Regions from separate parts of the Homo sapiens genome. Here region 2 is linked to region 1. A link is a contact called in ENCODE Hi-C data. All regions are on one chromosome and are shown on one strand. Each heading gives the region's core, a stretch centred on a gene start or an enhancer-like site at or near the end of the contact. The rest is flanking DNA. Distances are from core to core; before and after follow the strand shown.

Region 1 (3,753 bases), core at 872-3,371:
TAGACAACTCGAAGAGCTGCCAATGGCCAAAGCTGGTACAATTTGAGCAACAAAATAAAGAAGTACTGGATTATAATATAAGTTATGTAATAAACATCCACAAGCCCATAAGGATATGATAAAATAAACTAACAAATAAATGTGAGGGAAGACACAAATCTCCCACAGAGAATTCCAAATAAATTATGTAAATATTCCACCCTAACTGAGGAAGAGCACAACTGTCCATTCAGTAAGCGTGGGCTCTGCAAAGTGACTTCCTTCCAAAGAGAACAGTATAAAAAGGGGTGGGGGAAGTAACTTTACAGTGGATAAATCTAACAAACGCTACTCCAGAAGGATGATCAAGGTCAGTAATAATGTGATAAGTCACCTTGATAGTATGTATCCTTGATAGCATGTGTTGAAAAGGGCATCTTACCTCTGTGATCTTCCCCTGATATAGTCCGTAAGGCCATTTTAATCATGAGAAAATCGTCTGGCAAATTCCAATAGCAGGGCACCCTACAATATACCTGACCATACTCCTCAAAAAATGTCAAGGTCACTGTATTAGTTTGGTATGCTTGCCATAACAAAGTACCAAAGACTGGGTGGCTTAAGCAACAGAAATTTATTTCCTCACTGTTCTGGAGGCGTATAGTGTAAGCTCTATGGGGTTGATTTCATTCTAAGGCCTCTCTCCTTGGCTTGTGGATGGTTGTCTTCTCCCTATGTCTTCACATGATCATCCCTCTGTATCCTACTCTCTTCTTATAAGGACAGCAGTTATTAATATATTGGGCTAAGGTCCACCCTAGTGACCTCATCTTCTTTAAAGACCCTCTCTCCAAATACAGTCACGTTCTGGGGTACTGAGGTTAGGACTTCAAGATACGAATTTTAGAGGGGCACAAGTCAGCCCTTAACAGTCATCAAAAACTAGTTAAGCCTGAGAAACTGTCACAGCCAAGAATATACAGCCTAAGAATATACAACAACTAAATGTAATGTGATATCCTAGCTGGCATCCTGGAACAGAAAAAGGACTTTAGGTAAAATGTGAGGAAGTAGGAATAAACTATGGACCTTAGTTAATAATTTATCATTATTGGTTCATTAGTTGCAACAAATGTACCATACTAACATCTATTAATAAGAAGATAAACTGTGTGTGTAGTGGGGACGTCGTATGTGCTCAACGTAAACAAAAACTGTTCTAAAACATAAAGTCTATTAGTAAGTTAAAAAAAAAAACTCTCAAGAACATCTTTAAAGAACTGTTTTCTCTATAAGCCCTTTGCCACTTTACAAAAAAATTCCACAAGTAAAATCTTTAGTAGTCTGGTTGCTGTTGTTTTCGCCCTGCTGCACTCAAATGAGGAATTCTAAGTTTATTTTGTTTTACTTGGGGGCAGGGGGAAGTAAAAAGATGTAAAAGATTAATGTTGAATTAAAATCTTAAGCTAGAATGTTAATTTAACAACCCACAAACAAATTTGTCTAATGCTCAATTTGTTCAGATGACGATACTATCCACCACAGGGTAAAAAACTGAAATATTGGATACTACCTTTAGCGAAGCTTAACACATAATATCCATCATTGGGTAAGAACACACGAAAAACACAAACTAAGGAACTGCGCCTGCGTAGTCAGAGCCTCAAAGGGTATAAGCTCCAGGTCGCGAGCCCCCGCCTCCTCCGCCCCCATGAACCCCCTTCCCACAAGGGGGTTCCCACTGCGCACGCGCAGTGTTTAACGGCCGGTCAGGAACCCAACAATTAGTCCCTTCTCGTCCGAGAGGAAACTCTGTGAGAAGATGGGACCGTGAGCACTCTCTTTAACAAGGACATTTCCTTTTCAGCGAAAGCAGCGCTCTGATTTACCAAGTCTGGCGGACCGCAGCGCTTTAAAGGAATGAGGTTCCAGCGGTCGCGCCAAGCAGCGTACGCAGCCTATTTTAAGTTATGCTACCTTCGCCACAGAAACCAAGAACGTTGTAATGGTCCGGCAAGTGCCCACGTATAATTGTTCTCCATCACTTACCCACTCTAGTTCGGGAACACCCTTGTCGCCGCCGTTCCGGTAACACCTCTCCAACGCTTTCGATGCTTCTACTTCTTCGGGAACAAGACAAGATGGCGCCCGATTTGTCTCACCCGGAAGTAAAGAATAATAACATCCGTTTGTCATCTGAAGCCATACCATCTCTCATCCAGGTTTGTGAACACGTGATTGTGCGGATTGACATGTTTCGGCGCCATTTTTTTTGTGGGCAAAACCATCTCTACTCTGGTCAACACCGGGCAACTGAACCATTCCTGCACGTTACTTTTTAACGTAGCTGGCGCCATTCCCGACCCATCTTTATAGTGGCCAGAAAGCCAAGAACGTAAGTGTTCTACACATAGGGCGCCTTCAAATTTTTTACTTTAGCAACGTGATCTTCCTTTAAGGGGAAGTATGTTCCCTCCTAGAAACACTCCCGCCTTGGAGAAGGGGTTGAGTTCGCAACTCCACTTACAGACTACGGAGGAACCCCAGGGTCAAACCAAACCAAACCAATTCTGGCCAGTTGCTTAGCGCAGTTCAAGTTACTTAGTGCGCTGGAAGCGGCATTTCAGGCAATCCAACTTCTGGCTCGAACCTTCTCGGAGTATTCCAAGGATGGAATACTCTCACTTGAGCGCTGCCGAGGGTGCCGCTTGAGGAAAACGTGAGTTTGTGAAGGTGAGCAGTCTGGGTCGGTAGCGAAAGCGGAGACCTTAGCTGACCCCGCAGCTGTCTTTCTCTTTGTTAACCTCAACACATCGCGCCCCCTTCCGGGAACACTTGCTCTTCTCTCCTTGGCTTAACTAGTCCCGGTTTTTCATTCTTTATCCGTGACTTTTAGGGAACCGTGGGGGGGAAGTCTGGTTTCCGTCCTGCTGCTTTCCTTCAACTACAAGATGGCTTCTCAAAAGGACGCATGCAATGCCATTCCTCAAAGACAGTATGTTGATTTCACAGTGTTTTTATATGAACAACGTTCAAGTGTCAAAAGTATCAATTTCCAGGCTAGGAGCTACAAGTTAAAAGGAAAACAAAAATGTTCCAAAGATACAGTGTTTATTAGCTACATCTTGGGAAGTGCCTTTCCAGAGAGTAACATGAAAACTTCTGCGTGACAAAGTGCACGAAGTATCTGAATTATTTCATTGGGCAATTGTCGTGCAAAAGAAATAGCAAATTACCGTAGAAACAAAATAGTAAGAGCACAGCTAGATGGATAAAGATACAGATGTGAAAATATAGATGCCCTTTGCATGAAAATTCAGTTTTCCTCAGCACTAGAGACCCAGATACTCCTGAATTAGCATTATAATAAAGTCGTCACTAGCTAACCATCTGCCTTTCCTCCAATCCACGGACGTGGTCCTCAAAATAACATTTTATCTTGTGAGAAACCTTCATTAATTACACCTAACAACACCATGACGCAGGTTCATGAGGATACTACTGAAGGCAAAAGGAAATCCCTATTTCTCTGACCCTTTCCCTAATTTCCACTTAGCACAAATAAGACTACTGGACAGTCTGATTTTAAAAAATCACTGTATGGGCCGGGCTTGGTGGCTCCCGCCTGTAATCCCAGCACTTTGGGAGGCCGAGGCGGGCAGATCACTTGAGGTCAGGAGTTCAAGACCAGCCTGGCCAACATGGTGAAACCCCGTCTCTACTAAAAATACAAAAATTACCTGGGCGTGGTGGCAGGCGCCTGTAATCCTAGCT
Region 2 (3,753 bases), core at 1-2,500, 7.1 Mb after region 1:
ACGTACTCAATAAATTAGTTCATCCCTCATCCCTAGAGTTTCTTGGCTATATAATCTTCCGATCCCTCATATGCAAGCAAAACACCCATTAAAAATAGTTGGTAGTGTACTTAGGACTATTTAAAAATAGTTTCATTAAAAAACAAATGTGGCAGAGAATGGTGGCTCATGCCTGTAATCCCAGCACTTGGGGAGGCCAAGATGGGAGGATTGCTTGAAGCCAGGAGTTTGAGACCAGCCTGGGTGACATAGACCCCATTCTACAAAAAAATAAAAATAAAAAAATTAGTTGGGTGTGTGATATGTGCCTGTAGTCCCAGCTACCTGGGAGGCTGAAGCAGGAGGATTGCCTGAGCCCAGGAGTTCGAGGCTGCAGCAATCTATGATCACACTGCTGTACTCCAGTCTTGGCGACAGAGCAAGACCTTGTCTTAAAAACACATGTGTGCGCACACACACACACACATACACACACACACACACCACACTCCAAATGTTATATATCAGGGAGATGTTGGCTTTTCATAGTTTTATAATTAATTGGTTTGTGTGTTCACTTTTTAAAACTAGGTCAATAACTTTATCTTCCTGCTTTTTCCTCACAGCCCTGCCAAGCCCAAACATGTGGAACTAAATCTTAAAACCCCTAAGAATCTTGACAGTTTGGGAAATGAGCACAATCCATTTAGCCAGCCAGTTCACAAAGGCAACACTGCCACCAAAATCTCCTTATTTGAAAACAAACGGACAAACAGTAGCCCAAGACACACTGACATTCGAGGCCAAAGGAATACTCCTGCCTCTAGTAAAACGTTTGTTGGGAGGGCAAAGCTGAATTTAGCCAAAAAAGCCAAAGAAATGGAGCAACCTGAAAAGAAAGTAATGCCAAACAGTCCCCAGAATGGTGTGCTGGTTAAGGAAACTGCTATAGAAACCAAAGTTACCGTCTCGGAAGAAGAGATTCTGCCAGCAACCAGAGGAATGAATGGAGACTCTTCTGAGAATCAAGCTCTTGGTCCTCAGCCTAACCAAGATGATAAAGCAGATGTACAAACAGATGCTGGCTGCCTTTCAGAACCAGTGGCTTCTGCTCTGATTCCTGTCAAGGATCATAAGCTCTTAGAGAAGGAGGACTCAGAGGCTGCAGACAGCAAAAGCCTTGTACTTGAAAATGTAACCGATACAGCACAAGACATCCCCACCACTGTGGATACCAAAGATTTACCTCCAACGGCCATGCCAAAGCCACAGCATACATTTTCTGACTCACAGTCCCCTGCTGAGTCATCTCCTGGGCCTTCTCTTTCACTGTCTGCACCCGCTCCTGGGGATGTTCCCAAAGACACATGTGTTCAATCACCCATAAGCAGTTTCCCATGCACTGATCTAAAAGTGTCAGAAAACCATAAAGGATGTGTTTTGCCTGTGTCTCGTCAGAACAATGAGAAAATGCCACTTTTAGAACTTGGAGGAGAAACAACCCCTCCTTTGTCCACAGAGCGTAGTCCAGAAGCTGTGGGAAGTGAGTGTCCATCCAGAGTCCTCGTCCAGGTCAGGTCCTTCGTGCTCCCCGTGGAGAGCACCCAGGATGTGAGCTCCCAGGTCATCCCAGAGAGCTCTGAAGTTAGAGAAGTGCAGTTGCCAACTTGTCACAGTAATGAACCTGAAGTGGTTTCCGTTGCAAGTTGTGCTCCCCCACAAGAGGAAGTACTGGGCAATGAACACTCTCATTGCACAGCAGAGCTCGCGGCAAAATCTGGCCCACAAGTCATACCGCCAGCATCAGAGAAAACTCTGCCTATTCAGGCTCAAAGTCAGGGCAGCAGAACACCCCTGATGGCTGAATCCAGTCCCACCAACTCTCCCAGCAGCGGAAATCACTTAGCCACTCCTCAAAGGCCAGATCAGACTGTTACAAATGGCCAGGATAGCCCTGCCAGCCTTTTGAACATTTCTGCTGGTAGTGATGATAGTGTATTTGATTCTTCTTCTGATATGGAAAAATTCACTGAAATTATAAAACAGATGGATAGCGCAGTTTGTATGCCCATGAAAAGAAAGAAGGCCAGGATGCCAAACTCTCCTGCTCCTCACTTTGCCATGCCTCCTATTCACGAAGACCATTTAGAAAAGGTGTTTGATCCCAAAGTGTTTACCTTTGGTTTGGGGAAGAAGAAGGAAAGTCAGCCAGAAATGTCACCGGCTTTACATTTGATGCAGAACCTTGACACAAAATCCAAACTGAGACCCAAACGTGCATCTGCTGAACAGAGCGTCCTCTTCAAGTCCCTGCACACCAACACTAATGGGAACAGTGAGCCTCTGGTGATGCCGGAAATCAATGACAAAGAGAACAGGGACGTCACAAATGGTGGCATTAAGAGATCGAGACTAGAAAAAAGTGCACTTTTCTCAAGCTTGTTATCTTCTTTACCACAAGACAAAATCTTTTCTCCTTCTGTGACATCAGTCAACACTATGACCACGGCTTTCAGTACTTCTCAGAACGGTTCCCTATCTCAGTCTTCAGTGTCACAGCCCACGACTGAGGGTGCCCCGCCCTGTGGTTTGAACAAAGAACAGTCAAATCTTCTGCCCGACAACTCCTTAAAGGTCTTCAATTTCAACTCGTCAAGTACATCACACTCCAGTTTGAAAAGTCCAAGCCACATGGAAAAATACCCGCAAAAAGAGAAAACCAAAGAAGATCTGGATTCACGAAGCAACCTACACTTGCCAGAAACTAAATTTTCTGAATTGTCAAAACTGAAGAATGATGATATGGAAAAGGCTAATCATATTGAAAGTGTTATTAAATCAAACTTGCCAAACTGTGCAAACAGTGACACCGACTTCATGGGTCTTTTCAAATCAAGCCGGTATGACCCAAGCATTTCTTTTTCTGGAATGTCATTATCAGACACAATGGTAAGTAGCAATGTGTTATTATTTATTTGGGGTATTTTTAAAGCAAGGGAAGAGAAGGATGATGAGCAACTCATGTTATTCTTTTAGAAATGGTTAAGCTTATGTGCTATAGTTTTTATTCATTCATCACATATTTGAAAACCTGCAATGTACAAGGGACCGTTAGAGTGCAAGAAAAAAATGTACTAAGAGTCTTCACTGAAGGCATCTGTAGTCTTGCAGGGAGATAAAGCTACAAATGCTCTAAGGCACATGATCTTTTTTTTTTTTTTTTTTTTTTTTTGAGACAGAGTCTCGCTCTGTCGCCCAGGCTGGAGTGCAGTGGTGCAATCTCAGCTCACTGCAACCTCCACCTCCTGGGTTCAAGCGATTCTTCTGCCTCGGCTTCCCTAGTAGCAGGGAATGCAGGCGCGTGCCACCACGCCTGGCTAATTTTTGTATTTTTAGTAAAGACTGAAAATACAAATACGGGGGTTTTACCATATTGGCTGGGCTGGTCTCGAACTCCTGACCTCGTGATCCATCTGCCTCGGCCTCCCAGAGTGTTGCGATTACAGGTGTGAGCCATCCTGACTGGCTGGCAATAAATCTTTTAAGGCACATGTGAATTTATATGTTGTATTATGAAAGGTATAGGTAAGCTTTTAGAGTTCAGAGACAGATGAGTTGCTTTTTCTTACCTATTCTATGTAAAAATGCTCAGTGCTATACTTAGAATTTTGAAGATTTGTGAAGGAGCTTCCTCTATTTGGGAAGTCCCCAGCCAGGGAAACTTTTTCTTAATCCTTCTCTCTGTGAGATTCACTCTTTGTTCCCATAAGTAGC

Evidence for each region. Hi-C counts contacts between places; a loop is a spot of excess contacts on that map. Pooled maps may share reads with other maps.
Region 2: a map of naive thymus-derived CD4-positive, alpha-beta T cell shows a loop between it and region 1 (8-fold over the local background). The contact joins the enhancer-like site here to the promoter of PNISR in region 1. A Hi-C loop is called at or near these places in 2 of 168 maps with a recorded cell type or tissue (both naive thymus-derived CD4-positive, alpha-beta T cell), 2 of 37 single-sample maps with no recorded cell type and 8 of 50 pooled maps.

The regions. Positions count from the first base shown.
Region 1 is chr6:99,423,187-99,426,939 of GRCh38, forward strand. It overlaps PNISR (PNN interacting serine and arginine rich protein), which reads right to left and starts at 2,122. Exons shown (of 12, transcript NM_032870.4): 1 at 2,029-2,122. It overlaps PNISR-AS1 (PNISR antisense RNA 1), which reads left to right and starts at 1,685. Exons shown (of 3, transcript NR_125843.1): 1 at 1,685-1,928; 2 at 2,038-2,201. RefSeq lists enhancers at 1,423-1,943, 1,764-2,233, 1,925-3,124, 1,944-2,463, 2,464-2,984 and 3 more and a silencer at 1,600-1,780.
Region 2 is chr6:106,518,526-106,522,278 of GRCh38, forward strand. It overlaps CRYBG1 (crystallin beta-gamma domain containing 1), which reads left to right. Exons shown (of 22, transcript NM_001371242.2): 4 at 606-2,928. Among named protein-coding and RNA genes, the nearest start is that of RTN4IP1, 110 kb to the right of the region's middle. RefSeq lists enhancers at 740-1,939, 1,162-1,651, 2,392-2,441. Within about 2 kb of position 1,251, at least 24 of the 41 ENCODE cell types and tissues checked have a DNase peak (open chromatin) inside an H3K27ac peak, as active enhancers do.